Linked DNA regions of Homo sapiens: region 2 is linked to region 1. The links are chromatin loops, found by intact Hi-C in ENCODE. Cell type or tissue: HCT116. All regions are shown on one strand. Each heading gives the region's core, and the rest is flanking DNA. Links, peaks and the distances in the headings are about the cores only.

Evidence for each region. A loop is a pair of places that touch in the nucleus more often than their neighbours do. Peaks named below come from ENCODE experiments on the same cell type or tissue, not always from the same donor. Only the 100,000 strongest peaks of a DNase experiment are listed, where the experiment ranks them.
Region 2: it touches region 1 in a loop (2.3-fold over the local background); 2 of 110 quality-filtered maps call a loop at or near these places.

Annotation. Positions count from the first base shown.
Region 1 is chr2:201,155,653-201,160,060 of GRCh38, reverse strand. All of the region lies in intron 8 of CFLAR (CASP8 and FADD like apoptosis regulator), which reads right to left. It overlaps CFLAR-AS1 (CFLAR antisense RNA 1), which reads left to right and starts at 2,269. Exons shown (of 7, transcript NR_040030.1): 1 at 2,269-2,306. RefSeq lists enhancers at 1,541-1,870, 1,891-1,970. In HCT116, for the core only: a CTCF peak has its summit at 1,530 (motif pointing right); a DNase peak (open chromatin) is centred at 1,530; H3K27ac peaks cover 751 bases.
Region 2 is chr2:200,942,312-200,947,231 of GRCh38, reverse strand. It overlaps ORC2 (origin recognition complex subunit 2), which reads left to right. Exons shown (of 18, transcript NM_006190.5): 6 at 4,455-4,547. Among named protein-coding and RNA genes, the nearest start is that of ORC2, 19 kb to the left of the region's middle. In HCT116, for the core only: no CTCF peak of the experiment used is centred there; DNase peaks (open chromatin) are centred at 2,391 and 2,641; H3K4me3 peaks cover 1,504 bases; H3K27ac peaks cover 2,486 bases.

The DNA of each region.
Region 1 (4,408 bases), core at 1-4,000:
TGGGAGAAGCCCACCACCACATCATGAAAGTACTCAAGCAGTCCCTCAGAGAGGCCCACATGAAGAACAGGCTTCCTGCCAACAGCTAGCACCAACTTCTCAGTCATGTGAGTGACCACCATAGAAGTGGAGCCTCCAATCCCAATCAAGCATTCAGATGACCCAGCTGACAACTGACCACAACTTCACTAGACTCTGGGCCAGAACAGCCCAGCTAAGCTGCTCCTAAATTCCTCACCCACAGGTGAGGATATAATTAAATTAGTAACTGTGAAGATATAATTAAATTAGTACTGTTGTTTTTAGCCACTAAATTTTGGAGTGATTTGTATACATTTTTAGGTAAATAATTCACCAGGTAAGTCCTTTGACCTTTCCTATCGGTAAAAGGAAAAGGCTTCTTACTTTTCTCCTTTGCTTGGCCCACAACTAAGGATTAAACAATGAATTATTGGCTGGGCGCAGTGGCTCACCTGTAATCCCAGCACTTTGGGAGGCTGAGGCGGGCAGATTACCTGAGGTCAGGAGTTCAAGACCAGCCTAGCCAACATGGCGAAACCCTGTCTCTACTAAAAATACAAAAATTAGTCAGGTGTAGTGGCACGCACCTGTAGTCCCAGCTACTCAGGAGGCTGAGGCAGGAGAATCGCTTGAACCCAGGAGGTGGAGGTTGCAGTGAGCCAACATTGTGACACTGCACTCCAGCCTGGGCAACAGAGTGAGACTCTGTCTCAAAAAAAAAAATTAATTATTATATCATGTAAGAATGAAGAGCTACAAAGGAGGTGCTGATATTCCTAAGTCTATAATCAATAAGCATCATTAACAAGGAAATAGGAGACATGATTCACAGGTTGCAAATAACCCATTAAATAGTGAGGGCAACCAGCCCCAGTGGCTCACATCTGTAATCCTAGCACTTTGGGAGGCCGAGACGGGCAGATCACCTGAGGTCAGGAGTTCGAGACCAGTCTGGCCAATATGGTGAAACCCCGTCTCTACTAAAAATACAAAAATTAGCCAGGCGTGGTGGTGCTCACCTGTAATCCCAGCTACTAGGGAGGCTGAGACAGGAGAATTGCTTGAACCCGGGAGGCAGAGGTTGCAGTGAGCCAAGATTGCGCCACTGCACTCCAGCCTGGGCAACAGAGCAGAACTCCGTCTCAAATTCAAATAATAATAATAATAATAATAATAATAATAATAATGATGAGGGCAAATGCCGTTACAGGATCTCTGGGTAGCTGTTATCAGGACTGTAATTTTGCACAGCCTTTTTGAAGAGCAATTTGGGAGTATCATTAAATTTTAAATGTGTATACCCTTTATAAAAAAAAGAAAACTCTGTGTGGTAGAAGAGGCCTGGACGCACTGTCCCCTAGCCATCTCCTCTGAGGGTGCAGGCTTGTTTCGATACCCAGTGCTGAATCCAGGCTGAACAAGGAGAGAACCTGGACTAGGACTCCAGTTCCATCACTGCTATTCTATTCCAAAGGACTCACACGTCTCTAATCATGGAGTATTTGCTCCTCCAGGGGGCAGAAGCAAACAGGGAAACACCAGACTCAAAGCTCTTTTGTGTACTTATCTCAAGATTGGTTCACTTCCCTCAAAACCTCTCTTCACTGATAAATGTCCTTCCTTATCAAACAAAGTCCTTGAAAGAAAACTTCACCACATTCTCCCTGCCCATGCTGATATGTAAGGCTTGGACAGAACAAATGCTGTACTGTGCCTTCCAGCTCTTTCCTTTATTTGTGCTCCCTGGAGGTTCTGGCTGGGGAAGCCCCTGTCACATGACTGTGAGCAGACAGCTGTGTGGTGCAGGGCAAAAGAGGAACCAGCCTTGGAATCACAAGATGTGGGTTTAAGTCCTAGTTCCTCCATCTCCTCCTACTAGGGTCTGAATCTTGCATGGTCTTGGAAGAGACTGAGCTATAACAGCAGAGAAGCTAGGAAGGAAATGGGAATCTGAGGTCTGGGGCAGAAAATCCTTACCTAAAAGAACAGAAGAAAAATGGCTAAAGCTGGAGGTGAAGCCAAAAACCATGCAGGTCCCAAGTGCCAATAAGAATAGCAGGTCTGAGCCTCAGACAAGACACAGCATTGCTTAAATATCCTGTGGCAAGGGAGTCACTCCACAGGCCCAGCCTGAAGACATTACCGCTGACATTTCCCATTAACGTCACAATTTTCCTCTATGAGGTGGTGAGGTGGAGTGGGAAGGGCTGTTAGCTGGCACTTGCAACTTTATTGCGCCAGCAAGAACATGCATACAGCCCAGTCTAACGTACAGGATCAAAAAGGTAATGACAGTGTGACTTTGAGTCAGTTTGAGTCAGCCCCAGTTTATTCATCTATAAAACAAGATTAAAACTAATGCTTGGCCAGGTGCAGTGGCTCACACCTACAATCCCAGCACTTTGGGAGGCTGAGGTGGGAGGATGGCTTGAGCTCAGGAGTTTGAGACCACCCTGGGCATCACAGGGAACCCCGTCTCTACAAAAAATAAAAAAACTAGCCAGGCATGGTAGTACAAGCCTGTAGTCATCACAGCTACTCAGGAGGCTGAGGCAGGAGGATCTCTTGAGCAGGAGGTTCTTCAAAAGGTGACTGTGAGGGCAGGGTACAGTGGCTCATACCTGTAATCCCAGCACTTTGGGAGGCCAAGGCGGGTGGATTGCTTGAGCTGCAGAGTTTGAGACCAGCCTGGGCAACATGGCGAAACCCCATCTCTACCAAAAATACAAAAATTGGCTGGGCATGGTGGCACGCATCTGTGGTCCCAGCTACTTGGGAGGCTAAGGAAGGAGGATCACTCGAGCCCAGGAAGTGGAGGAGCCAAGATCGCTCCACTGCACTCCAGCCTGGGTGAAAGAGTGAGACTCTGTCTCAGAAAAAAGGTGACCGTGAGGATCCAATGAGATTTCTGTAAAGATGCTTTGCAAACTGTGTTTATTCAAATATAAGATATTGACTTTAAAGGAAATAAAGGCAGCCATTTCAAAGTACAAATCACCAACCTTATGGTGTTGCACATCTCTCATGGAATCTCTCTCTTAGGACCTGGAGGGAGGTCTCTATATTCTAAACTAAAATGGGCTCAGAGCAGACAGAGTCCATATCCTATGTAGGTAGGACAGTAACTGTTTTGTCCTTGCACATAAATAGAGGAAGAAAAACTTGGGGGCTGGGTTTGGAAAATAAAATTTCAACAAACTACAGAAGACCCACTTCTCCTTCTAGAACCCACCCTGGAAATCCCACACTCAACCCAGTCTGATCTCCGTAAATTTCAACTGTTCTTTAGAACTTCTGGAAATGATGTGGGGGGGTGGGGAGGGGAAGGGCAGGGGTTCTTCTGGCCTTGCAGTTAGTACAGGGCTGTTCATTCAAGGCTAGGGTCAGCACTACTCACAGGTTTGAGGACTTCACAGATAAACCAAAAAAACCAAAATACAGTAAAATGTCATGACTTCATTAATTTAGAATTTGTTTTGATCTAAATGAGGATACATTTATCTTGACAATTTCTATGAAAAGGGCTTCATTAAATAAATGTATAAAATAAACAAGAATGAGGGAATGCTTCACCAGTTAATTTACAATCACATATTGAGTACCTTTAATAAGCCCAGTGTTAACTGCTATAGAGCACATGGGTAAAACATAAGATGGGCAAAACATTCTTAGTGAAAAAGGGAGTTCTGAGGTCAAACGTGTTTGGGAAATGCAAGGTGGACAAGGCTAAAATAGGTTTCTTCGCAGGAAGAATTCTCAGAGCCTTTAATAGGTCAATATGCATTGCAAATCTCTGAGGGGGAAGAGATTAGGCAGCGCTTCTCAAATTTACTTGACCGGAAAACTCTTGTTTTACAAAGTTCCCCTTATTGCCTACAGAAACACTTGGACAAGAGAATACATATCAAATATATGATGTACTTCAATCAAAGAGCTTATAATCTTGTTGGGGAAGCAAAGCTTATAAATACGCATAAAACAAAGATTACGTGGTGGCTCATGGCCATAATCCCAGTGCTTTGGGAGGCCAAGGCAGGAAGATCACTTGAAGCCAGGAGTTCAAGACCGCCCTGGGAAATACAGCAAAAGACCCTGTCTCTATAAAAAACAAAGTTAGCCAGACATGATAGCATGTGCCTGTAGTCCCAGCCACTCAGGAGGCTGAAGTGGGAGGATTGCTTCAGCCCAGAAGTTTGAGACCAGCCTGGGCAACATAGTGAGACCCTGTCTCTACAGAATATTTTAAAAATTAGATGGATGTGGTGGCGCCTGTGTGTAGTTCCAGCTACTTGGGAGGGTGAGGTGAGAGGATTGCTTGAGCCCGGGAGGTGAAGGCTGCAGTGAGCCATGATTGTACCCCTGTGCTCCATTCTGGGTGATAGAGCAA
Region 2 (4,920 bases), core at 486-4,485, 210 kb after region 1:
ATTATCTACATCAAGAAATTAAGTTTTTTTGGTTGGTCGCGGTGGCTCGCTCCTGTAATCCCAGCACTTTGGGAGGCCGAGGTAGGTGGATCACTTGAGGTCAGGAGTTCAAGACCAGCCTGGCCAACATGGTGAAACCCAGCTCTACTAAAAATACAAAAATTAGCTGGGTGTGGTGGCACACACCTGTAATTCTGGCTACCTGGGAGGCTGAGGCAGGAGAATCACTTGAACCCAGAACGTGGAGGTTGCAGTGAGCCAAGATTGCACCACTGCACTCCAGCCTGGGTGACAGAAAGAGACTCCATCTGAAAAAACAAGAAATTAAGTTTTTAAATCTATAAAAATGACTGAATCCTGTATAGGAGCACTGAGAAACCAGAGAAGAAATGCTGATGTAATAATTAGAAAGATAAAGTAGACAGCAAGACCAAAATGAAACCCTAGGACAATGGTGCAGGACAAAGAAATACCACTGGAGAAAGAGGAGAATTATTATTGTAAAGTGAAATAGAACTCACAGGAGTAATCAAGTAGTAGTTCTCCATTTGGAGAATTAGCATGCTCATAACTTAAAGATGATAATGTGTTGTATTTGTAAGCACTGCATAAAACTGGAATATTATCCTCATTCTGCGCATTTCTGTCATCATATCTGAAAGAAATACACATTTTAAAGTCATGAGAAGATAGTTTTATAGATATTTCGTCTTTATTATTATGACCATGAAATTTCAGGAACGCAGTTTAACAGACTGATCAGACTTTCTATAATCTTTGTTTAGTTATGATGCTCTTTAATGAATTTCATTGACTCATTAAGTATTGTTGCTAATTGTGTTTACATCTAAATATATCAGTAAAATAGAATGCCTTAATATTTAATAAATAACATGATCTGCCAGAAAATCATATGTTATTCTGAGTATAAATGATGATTTTGTCCAGGCATGGTAGCTCACACCTATAATCCCAACACTTTGAGAGGAAAAGGTAAGAGGATCACTTAAGCCCAGGAGTTTGAGACCAGCCCGTGCAACCTAGTGAGACCTTGTCTCTATAAAAAAAAATTAAAAAAAAAAATAGATTTTCATATAATTGGGCTAACCAAGATATAGGGCTAGAAATAGACTATAAGTTAGATAGGAAGGCTTTGTAAAATACAGAGAATGTATCTAGAGTAAGAAAATAAATGTAAACAAAAGAGCAAAAGTAGAAGTACCAGGTAGAGAAGAAAGTGAGGAGTTCAGTCAGGCTGGAGAAATAAATGGGTAAATTAAAAATAGATTGAGATCCAGCAATCCCACTACTAGATATATACCCAAAGGGTATGAAATGAGTATGTCGAAGAGATATCTGCACTCCCGTGTTCATTGCAGTATTATTTTGCAATATCCAGGATATGGAATCAAGCTAAATGTTCATCAACAGAGGAGCAGATAAATATAAATGAGGTAAAAGAAAATAAGTATCTTTTTAAAAAAATTAGAAAATAGATTGGTTAGATAGGACCAGATAATAGACTAATCTAAAGCTATCATTAGACAGAGACCAGTTTATTGTGTAAAATACAATACAGATGAATTAATAGAATAATGAATATAAAGATACAAAATTTATGCCCTATTTTTTTTTGCAAGCCCACAAATAATATCATAATTTTTTTTAAGGGTCTCACTGTATTGCCCCGGCTGGAACGTGTGGTGTAATCTTGGCTTGCTGCAACTTCCATGTCCTAGGCTCAAGCAATTTTCCTGCCTCAGCTTCCTTTCCTCAGTGTCCCTTTAGCTCGGGCTAAAGTCACACGCCACCACACCTGGCTAATTTTTCTATTCTTTTGTAGAGACAGGGTTTCTTCATGTTGCCCAGTCTGGTCTCGAACTCCTAGACTCAAGTGATCCACCCACCTCGGTCTCCCAAAGTGCTGGGATTATAGGCTTGAGCCACCATGTCCAGGTCTAATTTTCTATTAATAGAGTCAACAGCCATGCCATTACATTTCATTTAATATCATCAAAAACAAATATGACATAGGAGCAAGAAAAGAATAAAAACTGTACACATGCATTGAAAGTGTGCATGTAGATGATTAATACAGAGCAAAGGTCAGCCAGCTTTTTCTGTAAAGGGCCAGACAGTAAATATTTTCAGCTCTGTGAGCTAGACAGTCTCTGTTGTGACTACTGAACTTGGCTGTTGTAGCTGAAAAGCAGCCACAGACAATACGTATGGATGGTGTGGCTACATAAAGCTGTACTTAAAACAAGTGGAAAGGCTGGGTTTGGCCCCATAGACTTATAGCTTGCTGACCCCTGACATAAAGAAACACTGTAACTTTTTGCCATTCATAGTCATAACTAAACACAAAGTTATGTGTTAAATAGTGATTCACCGCTGGGCGTGGTGACTCATGCTTGTAATCTTAGCACTTTGAGAGGCCGAGGCGGGAGGAGAACTTGAGGCCAGGAGTTTGAAACCAGCCTGAGCAACATAGGAAGACCCAGTCTCTACAAAAATTTAAAAATTAGCTAGGCATAGTGGCGCACGCCTGTGGTCTCAGCTATTTGGGAGTTTGAGGTGGGAGGATTGCTTGGGCCCAGGAGGTCAAGGCTGCAGTGAGCCATGATCACGCCAGTGTACTCCTGGGCGACAGGTACTTGTACTAGGCATTGTGCCTGGTGCTTATTAGACATGTTGAGTCATCCAAGAGGTGTTGGAATGTCTGCCTATCTCTGTGTGCTCACAAAAATGACTATCTTAGCCGGGCGCGGTGGCTCACACCTGTAATCCCAGCACTTTGGGAGGCCAAGGCAGGCAGATCACGAGGTCAGGAGTTTGAGACTAGCCTGGCCAGCATGGTGAAACCCCCGCTCTACTAAAAATACAAAAAATTAGGTGGGCATGATGGCACACATGTGTAATCCCAGCTACTCAGGAGGCTGAGGCTGGATAACTGCTTGAACCTGGGAGGCAGAGGGTGCAGTGAGCTGAGATCGCACCACTGCACTCCAGCCTGGGCGACAGAGCAAGACTCTATCTCAAAAAAAAAGAGACTATCTTGTTCTTAATCCTCTTCAATTCTTCCTTTTTATTCTTTTCTCCCTGGCTCCTTTGTAGTTTAATAGTTATTTAAAATCAGGTGGAGCATTTTTATGTTTCAGTATAACACCAAAATGATCTCAGCTAAGTTGCTTTTGTTGCTTCTTTTCATATGAAGTTTTTTCCCTATCCTGTGAATCAGCCTTTAATCCAAAAATGACATAAAGAGAAGAGCAAGGACTGAGCCTTAAGTATGCCTAGAATGTTGAGGAGGCTGAGGACAGTGAAGAAGAGATGAAATAACCACAACCAGTAGCTTGGGAACCAGGATAATGTCATAAGACTCAAATGGAGGAATTAATATCAAGGGAAGATTAAAAAAAAAAAAAAAACTTAGTGAATCATATAGAAGACCGAAGGGATTAAGGAAGAAGAAGCAGCCAATTCATTTGTAGAGATTGTTATGAGTATTTTGGGTCAGTTTCAAGACTGGAGGATAAAAATGGGGGCAGGTTAGAAAGGTTTAGGAGCCAGTAAAATGGCTTTCACTTGTACAAATTTAACTACACCTTCTCCATTTAGAGAAAAAAAGCAAAAAAGCAGTTAATTTGGTATGTGCCCTTTTTCTCAGTGAACAGTGTCCCAGTGTGAGAGTTAACTTGGAAAAGGTAAATCTGTTTCTTCATTTGGGTTCATTTTCCACATGCCTCTCATGGTGTGAGTGTGAGAGCATCATTAAAGATAACACTTATATTTTTTTATTTAAAATGGCCTCTATTATAAGTGATTTGGTCTTTGGTCTTTAGAAAAAAAAAGCGAGAGAAAGAAAATTGTTAAAGTAAAAATAAAATGGCCCCTAAACAAAAGACCACTATTCCATTTATTCTCGGTTGAAGAAATGGCCATCTGTTCAACACTCTATTTTATGTATTATTTATATGTATTATAGACTTTTTGGCACAAAATAAACTGTTCACACTTTATGGAAGATTTAAAAGATTTTAAAGTATAATTTTAACTCTGCACAGTTTTCACTTGATTTTAGATCTCACTTTCTGGCCCTTCTTTCTCACCCCCCATCAAAGATGTGCCTCAACTATATATGGTAAGAAATGAAAGGAACATAAGTGGTTGATGGAGAGGAGAGTATGGTAATTAGAGAAAGCAGCAAGGTCAAAGTTAGTTATTTGTATTTTCTTTTAAAGAAATCTGTGGGTAATATGAAGGAAAATTTGAAGATTCTGGGAAGACAGCTAATAAAGGTGAAAGCAGTATTACTCCTAATATGGGTAGGATTATTTTTCTGATAAAAGTAACAGAGGTTTTTAAAGAATTTTTGTAAGCGTAATAAGGTTATTTCCCTCTTTATCTACTGTTGTCCTTTAAAAGGTTTTTATATATTTCTTTGTTTACAGCTTCAGAACTAGCAAAAACACCACAAAAAAGTGTTTCATTCAGTTTGAAGAATGATCCTGAGATTACGATAAACGTTCCTCAAAGTAGCAAGGGTAAGACATTACATTAGTTCTTTGAAAAGAATTTTCATAGTTGCTTCAAGATAGAGCATGTTACTTTTTTCCTTGTTTGTGAATTTTTATATATATTTTCTTCTTTTCTGAAAATTCATTCAACAAAATGCAATTAATATTTCAACTCATGTACCTTAGTATACCCGTGTTTAGCAGTCAGTAAGAGGGAAAAATATCTGTGCTAACTGAAGTTGTGCAAATTGACAGGGTTAACCAGAAATAGTCTTTAAGTCCTGTTGTCATGTGCTTGAGTTAGCCAATTATTTATAGAAGATTTGGCTTTGGGAAATACTATATGAAATAAGGCGTTTGGAGTTTGGAAGTCTTACAGATTGTGGAGCAGCTGTTTTTG